Regions from separate parts of the Homo sapiens genome. Here region 2 is linked to region 1. A link is a loop called in an ENCODE intact Hi-C map of the cell type or tissue named here. Cell type or tissue: ascending aorta. All regions are shown on one strand. Each heading gives the region's core, and the rest is flanking DNA. Links, peaks and the distances in the headings are about the cores only.

Region 1 (5,385 bases), core at 232-5,231:
GTTTTAAACTTTACACTTAGATCTATGATCTGTTTTGGTTGAATATTTTGGAAGGTAAAAGGTCATGTCTATATTCATCTTTTTTTGCATGTAGGTGCCAAGTTGTGTCAACACTATATCCTGTAAAGATGATCCTTTCTTCATTGAATTGCCTTTGCTCCTCTGTCAAAGCTTACTTGACTATATTCATCTGGGTCCATTTCTGGGCTTTCTATTCTATTCCACTGATTTATTTCTCTATTCTTTTGCTGATACTGCAGTGTCTTGATTAGTTTTATACCAACTATCGAAGTTGGGTAGTGTCAGCCCTCTGGCTTTGTTGATCTTCTTAAATACTGTGTTGAAACACTATGTTGGCTATTTTAAATCTTTTGTCTTCCCTATCAACTTACAATCCGTTTATTGATATCTGCAAATTAACATGCCGTGATTTTAATTGGTTAACTCTCTTTTAAAAATGTTTTATTTTCTGATCCTTGTGATTCAATTGTCTTCTTTTTATTTATACAGGCATAGTAAGTTACAGACTTTTAGATTTTTTCTTTAGTTGCTCCACTGAAATAAAAAATAAACATACCTACATACATCCTTTTCTAAAATATTTGCAACTCATTTTGAAGGGGCTTGAGCTTTTCATAGTTCTACTAATGAATTTTGAAAGCTCCTTCTTACCTTTTTCAAGCTGATCATGAAAGCTTTGCAGGCATGATTCATTTGTTTCAAAGAGCTGAGGAATGTGTAAACTTGACAAGGGTCAGAAATAGCTGCTTATCAATGTGAGATTATACCAATGAATTTCCTCTATGATGTTATCTCGCTAAGCCATTTATGTTGAAAAATTTCTCAGTCCAAGATTTCTCTCTGCCTATATTGTCCCTGTAACCCTCTATGGAGCACGACCATAGGTCTCTTACACATAGATAAATGTGGACGTTTTAAGCCCCCACAGGCATTGTTGACACCGCAGGATGCCTTTTTCAGAGTGCCCTGCTTGCTTGCATAAAGAGATTCAGGTGGAGCTGTAGTCAGTAAAATATTCACTAAAAAAGTATTTTAAATTAAAACTACAAGCCTTGTATGAAGCCTTATATCAGAGATGTATTCAGAGCATAGCATGAAGTGGCACTCACAAATCTTGCAGACTGTGTGTGATGGCAAAATAAAACATATCCTTTAAAAATAAAACTCTCGTTAAGTCAGTATCTGCATATCCCCTGTGTGTGTGTGCGTGTGTGTGTGTGTGTGTGTGTGTGCATGCTTGCATAAGCACATGTAGGTACTCCTTTTTTTTTTTTTTTTTTTTTGAGACAGGGTCTCGCTCTGTTGCCTAGGCTGGAGTATAGTGCTATGACAATAGCTCACTGCAGCCTGGACCTCCTGAGCTGCAGTGATCCTACTGTCTCAGCCTTCTGAGTAGCTGGGATTACAGGTGTGAGCCACTGTAATATTTTAATAGCTAATATTTTAAAATTTTTGTTTTGTAGAAATGGGTCTCATCATGTTGCCCAGGCTAGTCTCCTGGGCTCAAGCAATCCTCCCACCTGGACCTCCCAAAGTGCTGAGATTACAGACATGAGCCACCACACCCAGCCATACGTGGACACTCTAAAAACTCCCAACTGCCAAGGGCAGAGACCTTATAGTTCCTGTTCATCATATACAAATGAATGAATGAGTGGCTCATGTATGAATGAATGATTACCTGAAGGAAGAGATCTATACACTTTTCTATTTTAATTCTGAAGCCAATATTGGAGAAATACTGGCTTTCTCTATTATTCTGTGAGTCTTTTCAAAGCAAGGACTGTGCTGTCCCACTCTATATACCTCCAGCTCCTAGCACAGTGCCCAAAGCATAGCACCCAATAAACCTTTTCAACATTAATAAATAAATAAACTGAGGTATCTTGGTCAGTTTGGGCTACTATAACATAATGCCATAGACTGAGTGGCTTATAAGCAACAGAAATTTCTTCTTCACAGTTCAGGATGCTGGGAAGTCCAAGATGAAGGGGTTGCTGGAAGATTTAGTGTCTGGTGAAGGCCCACTTCCTGGTTCCTAGAGAGCTGTCTTTTCACTGTGTCCTCATGTGGCAGAAGGGGTGAGAGAACTCTGGAGTCTCATTTAAAAGGGCACTAATCCCATTTGTGAGATCTCCACCCTCATGATCTAATTGCCTCCCAAGAGCCCCATTTCCTAGTACCATTACATTGGTGATTAAATTTCAACATATGAATGGGGGGGTGGGGCATAAACATTTAGTTTATTGCATGAGGCGGGGGTGGCCTCAAAGGGAAACTGATTTATCTCTCACTGCTGAAAAACTAATAAGCAGGCTGGGCATGGTGGCCCATGCCTGTAATCCCAACACTTTGGGAGGCCTGGGTGGGGGATCACTTGAGGTCAGGAATTTAAGACCAGCCTCACCAACATGGTGAAAGCCTGTCTCTACTAAAAACATAAAAAATTAGCCAGGCTTGGTGGGAGGCACCTGTAATCCCAGCAACTCGGGAGGCTGAGACACAAGAATTGCTTGAACCCGGGAGGTGGAGGTTGCAGTTAGCCGAGATCCCACCACTGTACTCCAGCCTGGGCAACAGGGCAATACTCCATCTCAACGACAGCAACAACAAAACAAAAAAACCCTAATAAGCAGCTAAAAAAGTGAAAACCTAAAGGAGCACAGGAAGAAAGATACATTCCTAAAATGTCTTATGCATGTATATGGGTGCATTTATCTTGCTTTCACTGGCCCTCAGTGTAAATGAAACATTGGAAAAGGCCTCTTTTAAATGGTATAGTTTATGCTACTGAAATAAGAGAAGCAGAAGCAGAAAGATATTTGGGGTTCAGTGGATGTGAGATAGAAAAGAGAAATGAAGTCAACAAGAGGATACCTTTATTAAATTACGGTATGAATATTGAAATTGTACCACAGTCAAGCTAATTTTAGGATGTTTTCTTTGAAGCAGATCTAATCCTGGGGAAAGGGCCAAAGAATAGGGAGCTGAGAGGAATTATACGCCAGTGAACCGAAATAAACCAAATAAGGCTTTACAGTCTTACCATGGTCCGTGGACATAGTAATGTGAGTGGCAGTATCTGGTAATACAACCTGGTGAAAAGATTTTAAACATTCCATAAGGTGATTATGTAATGGTCAGCTTTCTGCAAATATCCCTAACTTTTTGCTGAATTTCATCTCGGAGGTTTGAAGACCCCTTTTAACTTTAGTAAAACCTTATTAGTCAAATGACAAAACATCTTCCTTCTAATAGCCATAGCTATGAGTAACTCTACATTTCCACCAACTGGAATCTTGGCATAACATCAGCCAGGCTGTTGCTGTTAGACCAAGGCTAAAACAAACAAAAGTGAGTTCTGAGAACATTTGGAGAGATGTATTTGAAGGTATAAAGCACAATGTTGCCAATAAGCTGTTATCTAAGATGACTAAGGGAATTTTTTTTTTTTTTTTTTTTTTTTTTTAGATGGAGCCTCACTCAGTCACCCATGCTGGAGTGCAGTGGCACGATCTTGGCTCACTGCAACCTCTCCCGGTTTCCAGTGATTCTCGTGCCTCAGCCTCCCAAGTAGCTGGGATTACAGGTGAACGCCACCACACCAAGCTAATTTTTGTATTTTTTAGTAGAGATGGGGTTTCACCATATTGGCCAGGCTGGTCTTGAACCTCCTGACCACAGGTGATCTGCCCGCCTTGGCCTCCCATAGTGCTAGGATTACAGGCATGAGCCACCGCGCCCGGCCGACTAAGGGAACTTTTTAAGGATTCATTGTGTTTAGGGCTTTTCCTTTGCACAGTAATTGCCAAATCTTATTAGAAATAAGTATATCCCAGGGATATGACTGAGCCTTGAGGCACTGTGTCTTTGTAACCACTTAGTACTCTCTTTGGGATTATCTCCACTGCCTCTATTACCATATTTAACCCTTCTTTTCTATTACTGTCCAAATGATAATTTTTCTCTTATCATTCCTCTTATACTACTGGCAGTATCATTATGTTGCAATGGTACTTTATCCACAGAGATCATTTAAGTTAACTTTAAAGTCCAGTTGTTAAGTAGTGTAGAGAATGTTGATATATTTTCTTTTTTTTAGGTTTAGGGCTGGATATTCACATGTTTCTTTTTATTTTATTTTATTTTATTTTAACTTCCAGGATACATGTGCAGGACATGCAGGTTTGTTACATAGGTAAATGTGTGCCATGGTGGTTTGCTGCATGTATCTACCTATCACCTAGGTATCAAGCCCAGGATGCATTAACTATTTATCCTGATGCTGTCCCTCCTCCCGTGCATCCCCTACCCCACCAGTAGGCCCCATTGTGTGTTGTTCCGCTCCCTGTGTCCATACGTTCTCATTGTTCAGCTCCCACTTATAATTGAGAAAAATGTGGTGTTTGATTTTCTGTACCTGCATTAATTTGCTGAAGATAATGGCTTCAGCTCCATCATGTCCCTGCAGAGGACATGATCTTTTTCCTTTTTATGGCTGCATAGTATTCCATGGTGTATATGGACCACATTTTCTTTATCCAGTCTATCATTGATGGGCATTTGGGTTGATTCCATGTCTTCCCTATTGAATATATCAATGAACATATGTTTGCATGTGTCTTAATAATAGAATGATTCATATTCCTTTGGGTATATACCCAGTAATGGGATATCTGGGTCAAATGGTATTTCTGGTTCTAGATCTTTGAGGAATTGCCACACTGTCTTCCACAATGGTTGAACTAACTTACATCTCTACCAGCAGTGTAAAAGCATTTCTATTTCTCTGCAGCCATGCCAGCATCTGTGGTTTCTTGACTTTTTAATAATCACCCTTCTTATTGGTGTGAGATGGTATTTCACTGTGGTTTTGATTTGCATTTCTCTAATGATGAGTGGTATTGAGCTTTTTAAAAGTATGTTTATTGGCCACATAAATGTCTTCTTTTGAGAAGTGTCTGTTCATGTCCTTTGTCCACTTTTTAAAGGGGATTTTTTTTTCCTTGTAAATTTGTTTAAGTTCATAGATTCTGGATATTAGACCTTTGTCAGATGGATAGATTGCAAAAATTCCCATTCTGTAGGTTGTCCATTCTCTCTGATGATAGTTTCTTTCACTGCACAGAAGCTCTTTAGTATAATTAGATCTGATTTATTTTAAAATTTCTGTATGACTGAAGATTATTTGTCACCATCATTTGTTGAATCCATTCAACTGTATTGTTCGATATGAACAAATACATAATGTTATTTGCCTTTAATGCTTCCCAGTTATTAAACCATAAAAAAGGAGATTACACTATGAAATCATACGAATTAATGTTTTCCTTAGAGAGACGCTTTATCTTAATTAAAATCAGA
Region 2 (5,385 bases), core at 68-5,067, 330 kb before region 1:
CACTGCTTCTTGTTCCTACACATAAATTTTTATGGAGTGCATGAAGAAGAAGTTCCAGATGAAAACAAAAGCTCCGCAGGAATATTAAGCCCTTATATCACAGACTGCTCCTACCTGGGCACTCTTGTTTGATCCTCACGACCAGCTGTCCCCAGCCTTTTTGGCACCAGAGACTGGTTTTGTGAAACACAATTTTTCCATCGACTGGGGCATGGGGAGGGGAAATGGTTTTGGGATGAATGTATTCCACCTCTGATAATTAGGGATTAGATTCTCATAAGGAGCGCGCAACCTAGATCTCTTGCATGCACAGTTCACAATACAGTTTGTGCTCCTATGAGTATCTAATGCTGCTGCTGCTCTGACAGGAGGTGGAGCTCAGGCGGGAATACTCGCTAGCCTGTCACTTACCTCGTACTGTGCAGCCCGGTTCCCTAACAGGCCATGGACTGGTATGGGTCCCTGTCCTGGAGCATGGGGACCCCTGCTCAAGACAACTCTTGTATGCAGCTTGAGAAGGTAGTTGCCACCTTTTTAAGGGTGGGTAAATTGAGATATAGAGAAGGTAAATGGTGGACCATTTGAAGCTGAGACTAGAACCCAGTGGGAACTTGAGTGTCTTACGGAATTAAGATGTAATGTATGCAAAGCACTTAGCATGGTGCTTCAGATGGGCGCACACTCTATAAATGGTCATTATTGATGTGACTAAGAAAGAAAGATGGTCCTGGAGTTCTTCAGTTTGGTAATGAGGACATTCATGTGACTTAGGCATGCTCCTTAAGTATATGTGCAAGAAGCCAGCCAGCTGCTTCCCATCTTTTCTGAGCAAATGAGTTTCAGCCACATGTGCAATATGTACATTCATTCTCAAGTGAGTTCTCTGCTTTAAAAAAATATGTATAGCCTCAGGATGCAAGCTCTGCAAAATCAATCCATAAAATAATTAAATTAATGGCAGCAACAACACATTCTAATAAAAGCCAACACAATATGTACTGTGGAAACAGCATGTTTCCATCATGCTCAGCTGAGATTGAGGACATTTTTAAAAGTGGGGCTTTCCATCTAACACTTCACTTGCTCCTGCCCAGCTCCCCCAGCTCCTAGTGAATGTCATGGGACTTGCTGTCCTCCATATGAAGCGTCTGCCTTTGGGGGAAGGGATGTGTGTCTTGGGAAACCATTAACAGGGATGCAGGTATTCCTCTTAAAGTGATGGATTCGCAGTTAGGTCTCCGGGCCCTTTGTGGCCGTAATTAACACCTGCGATCCCAAGGTGTAGACACTCAGCTGGAAGCATCAAACAGCAAGCCCAAGTCCCTGGGATTGTAATCTCATAGACTGGTCTGTTTGTATTGATTCTGCTTATTCTCAGATCTCACATCTCTGGACTCTTCAGCCCTCTGTGAACCTATAGAATTGATTCTTCTCTCCTACCTTACAGGTTTGCTCAGATTTTACCCCTTGCTCTCCTAGATCCACAATGTCATGGAGATAGGCGCTTCACAAATGTTCATTCCCTGGGGAGATTTTTCAGAGTCTGATGCAGCGGACTGGTGGGGCCTGACACTCTGCATTTCCAACATGCTCCCAGATGATGCTGATGCTGCTGGTTCATGGTCCACACTTTTAGTTCCAAGGATCTGAAGTCCCCTGCTTGGAAAGAGAGCCTGTATCTCTGCCCTGAATCCTTGTGACCAGTTCAGAGGGCATGACACCGATGCTCCTATAAGACAGGCATATAAGAACAAAGTGACCAGACTTAGATCAATACAAACCTTTCTAAGGCTTATTTTGCACTGAAGGAAGGGAAAAAATTGCCTACTTTGGGAAAGTCTTAAAATTCCCTCTGTCTCTGCCAATTGGGGTAAGTGTTGATCTTGGCTGATCTTGAGGTGAACGCAGGGAAAGGAATGTCTCCTAGAAGTTTCTTTGAGCCTTCACTCTGTGGAACCCAGGAAACAATGGTCGATAGGACTAAATCCCCAATGGACGAATCATTGTTTGGTCCTCCTCAATCTCTTTTGATTTTAAAGCCAAGTGGCAAAAATTTTAAACCACAGTAACATTTTTGAACAGTTTTGCACTCTCAAAGTAAGGCTCCAGTAGGGGATACCTTCCATCTATACGTGGACGTCATTGGTACAATGACTTTCCTGTTTTACATGCAATCAGTGAGCCAAGAGAGTCTTCAAAGGCCTTTTTCCAAAACTGCATTTTCCCCCTGAAATATTCATTTAAGTAATTTAGCTACCTACCCCAGGCTCATGATGAATTTTTTAGATAATTACTTTAATTCTCTGCTTCATTTTGCTAATGTAGAGCTGGCCTCTGCCTGTAGATTTATTGCCAGCTTCATGTTTTTCAGGGAACAAGAATTACTAAACGGTTGATTGTTTCATTGAGGTTACTGTGGAGGCACTGGAAACAGCTACATATCTTCATATCCTACAATTAGATTCTCTTTATCATGAGTCTGATGATTGGAGACAGTAGATACAACTTGCACGTGGGAATGTGTGGTGAGGGAAGGAAACCTACAAACTCACTGGATAAAAGTCACTGTATGAAGCTCCAGATATTATTGTTTTTAAATATTGCATTTCCATCAAGCTGTCATGTTTAATTCTTCCAAAAATCAATGAAATATATATGTCTGTTTTTCAATGATTTGCTAAACATGATATAAATGAATGTTTCCTTCAGTGTGACTTGATACCTAATAAATGTCCACTAAATACAGCCAAGCATCTTTACCGAAGTTGTTCTGACTCGGGACTGACTCTTCTTCATTCTATTTAGCTAGTGTAATTTGATGTGACAGTAGCTGGAGGCACTGTGGATGGCAGCTGTGAAGAGGAGGAAAGCATGCAGAACCAGGACATGAGTGATGCCTGAATGTGGCTTCGTGATAAGAGTTAGTGATAAAAGGAATCCACATTGTAAAAATCCGGTGGCACCTTAGGTCCGTTAGTGAGATAAAGAAAGAAATATAACTAAGCCTCAGGAACATCAAAAGCTGAAACATAACAGTAGGATTATGGGCAAAGGACAAGAGAGAAGCCATATATTTCAGAAATTGTTTTGGGGCTCTGCATATTGCCTGAACCACATATATCAAGCTTTATTTGATCTCATCCCAAAACATTTATGCAATGTAAGTGATGGGAAGTGAGCCGGCTTTACATTCATTCTCATTTTTCAAAGGTACTTACCTCTTGAAATACACACCTGGAATTTCTGCAAAGGAAGAAGGAAGGGTTTCTAAGCCCCTAACCTTAAAACTGTTTAAATGGCCACATTAAAAAAAAAGTTAACAAAGTCTTTAAGAGACCCTAAATCTCATTGAAAGCAACACCCTGTAGAAATTGTAGTCACCACTGATGCCAACACAATGTTCTATTTTAAAGTTCCCAGCATCCTTAATTGAACTATTACTAAACCTAACAGTTGGTGCCTACAATTTTTCTTTGACCTTCAGTGACTTCCACCCTTTGGGTATAGCAACACTAGCTGGTGAAGCTGAACTTTTCCAGGCTCTTAGACTCTTTTGTGCTAAGAAGGCAAAGCAGACATTTGGCTTCTAAAATATTCGGTAATGCTTCAAATATTTTCTAGATGTCTGGGCCTGGGCTGGAGTCTCTTAGAAGGATCCAACCTGACCCCATTATCTGAAGTATTTAATTTGAATGCCACTCAATACAGTATTGTGGCAAGCATTTCTTTTCTTATTTAAGGTTATTGCTGAGCTATGGTTGTTTACATGCGGCTGAAAAAGATGATTTGTTTATCTGAAATTCTTTCTGCTACTACAGCCACCAGCAGCTGTTCCTTTGGAAGCAGATAGTGATATTGGACTTTGTTTGCAACTTTGCCTCTTAGACACCTTGTCTACATTGCAGCTTTTTGCTTTTATTCACTCAGTTGCCTAATCCAGAAAACTGGACACCATTCTTGACTTCTTCTCCTTTGCATTGCGTCTAATGGTCCATGTAGACAAGTGAGCCATTTCTTTCTCTTATCCTGTCCTAGTGACGTCATTTCCACTTTAGAAACCTGTCACTGTTAGGACTGTTAAATTAAGTTTAGCCTAAAGCTGCCTCCTTACTTATTTTACATTTGGCCTAATGTTTTATCCTATGTAGTGAACTATAACCTAACTAGATGTGTAAACAGACTGGAACCTACTTTTATGCCAATCATTGAGTTTTGGCTGATCAAGGATAGCCAACTGTTCAAACTGGGTTTGAATAAGGCCAATGCCGAGCTGTAACCACCCAGCTGTTTCTGTATCTCACTTCCATTTTTTTTTGTATGCTACTTGTCACTTTCTTTTGTCTGCCCATAAATTTTCTCATAAGGCAGGCTGGAGTTTCTCTGGACCTACTCTGGCTCAGGAGGCTGCCTGATTCGTGAATTGATCTTTGCTCAGTTAAACTCTGTTAAATTTAATTTGTCTGAAGTTTTTCTTTTGTTTTCCTTTTTTGGGACAGAGTCTCACTCTGTAGCCCATGTTGGAGCGCAGTGGCACGATCTCGGCACACTGCAACCTCTGCCTCTGGGGTTCAAGCAATTCTCCTGCCTCAGCCTATCGAGTATCTGGGATTACAGGTGCCTGCCACCACACCTGGCTAATTTTTTGTATTTTAGTAGAGATGGGGTTTCACCATGTTGCCCAGGGTGGTCTTGAACTCCTGAGCTCAAGCAATCTGCCTGCCTCGACCTCCCAAATTGTTGGGGTTACAGGCATGAGCCACTGCACCTGGCCTGAAGTTTTTCTTTTAACGGGATGAAGCCCAATTTTCTTAGCTCTGACTCTCCCCCAGCTTCCTTTGTTCTCACTTTCCTCCCTCTGTGCATTCCTGCCCTGCTGAGCTAATCTCGGTGTCTCAAACATGCTATGATCTTTCTTACTTTCAGGTCTTCAACTGTGTTGTGCCTTTTGCCCGCAACTTCTACTTTTTCCTCCCTTGGCTAATTTGTCCACATCCTCTAGGTCTTGGTCTAGGTGATTCTTTTGCCTTGAGGCTTGCTTTCACACTTCCCTAACACGCAAACATGCCTGTATCACACAGCTACAGTAAGAGACACAGATCATCTCTCCCCTGGGTTCATCTGAATCTAATGCTCTTGTCTCATCCACTGTGTCATTCTGCAGCTTCAAAGAAGTATAGCTTTGGTTTTTGTCCCCTAGGGAGCTTGCATGAGGAGGATGGAGAAACATTTGCTTGTCTAAATCCTGGCAAGGCCTGTCTTCTGTTTTATTGTCTTATACATCAGTGGTCATGCTCTCATTCCTTCAAATATGATTTTAAAAGTTCCTGCTATCTTTTCTTCTGCTTTTCTCTTTCTTGTGGTAACTGTGTTTGTCCATTCTCATGC

The links. Hi-C counts contacts between places; a loop is a spot of excess contacts. Peaks named below come from ENCODE experiments on the same cell type or tissue, not always from the same donor. Only the 100,000 strongest peaks of a DNase experiment are listed, where the experiment ranks them.
Region 2: it touches region 1 in a loop (2.0-fold over the local background); 1 of 110 quality-filtered maps calls a loop at or near these places.

Annotation. Positions count from the first base shown.
Region 1 is chr10:20,413,843-20,419,227 of GRCh38, reverse strand. No RefSeq gene overlaps it. Among named protein-coding and RNA genes, the nearest start is that of MIR4675, 140 kb to the left of the region's middle. In ascending aorta, for the core only: no CTCF peak of the experiment used is centred there; a DNase peak (open chromatin) is centred at 3,347; H3K27ac peaks cover 1,723 bases.
Region 2 is chr10:20,741,596-20,746,980 of GRCh38, reverse strand. No RefSeq gene overlaps it. Among named protein-coding and RNA genes, the nearest start is that of NEBL, 150 kb to the left of the region's middle. In ascending aorta, for the core only: no CTCF peak of the experiment used is centred there; no DNase peak of the experiment used is centred there; H3K27ac peaks cover 3,366 bases.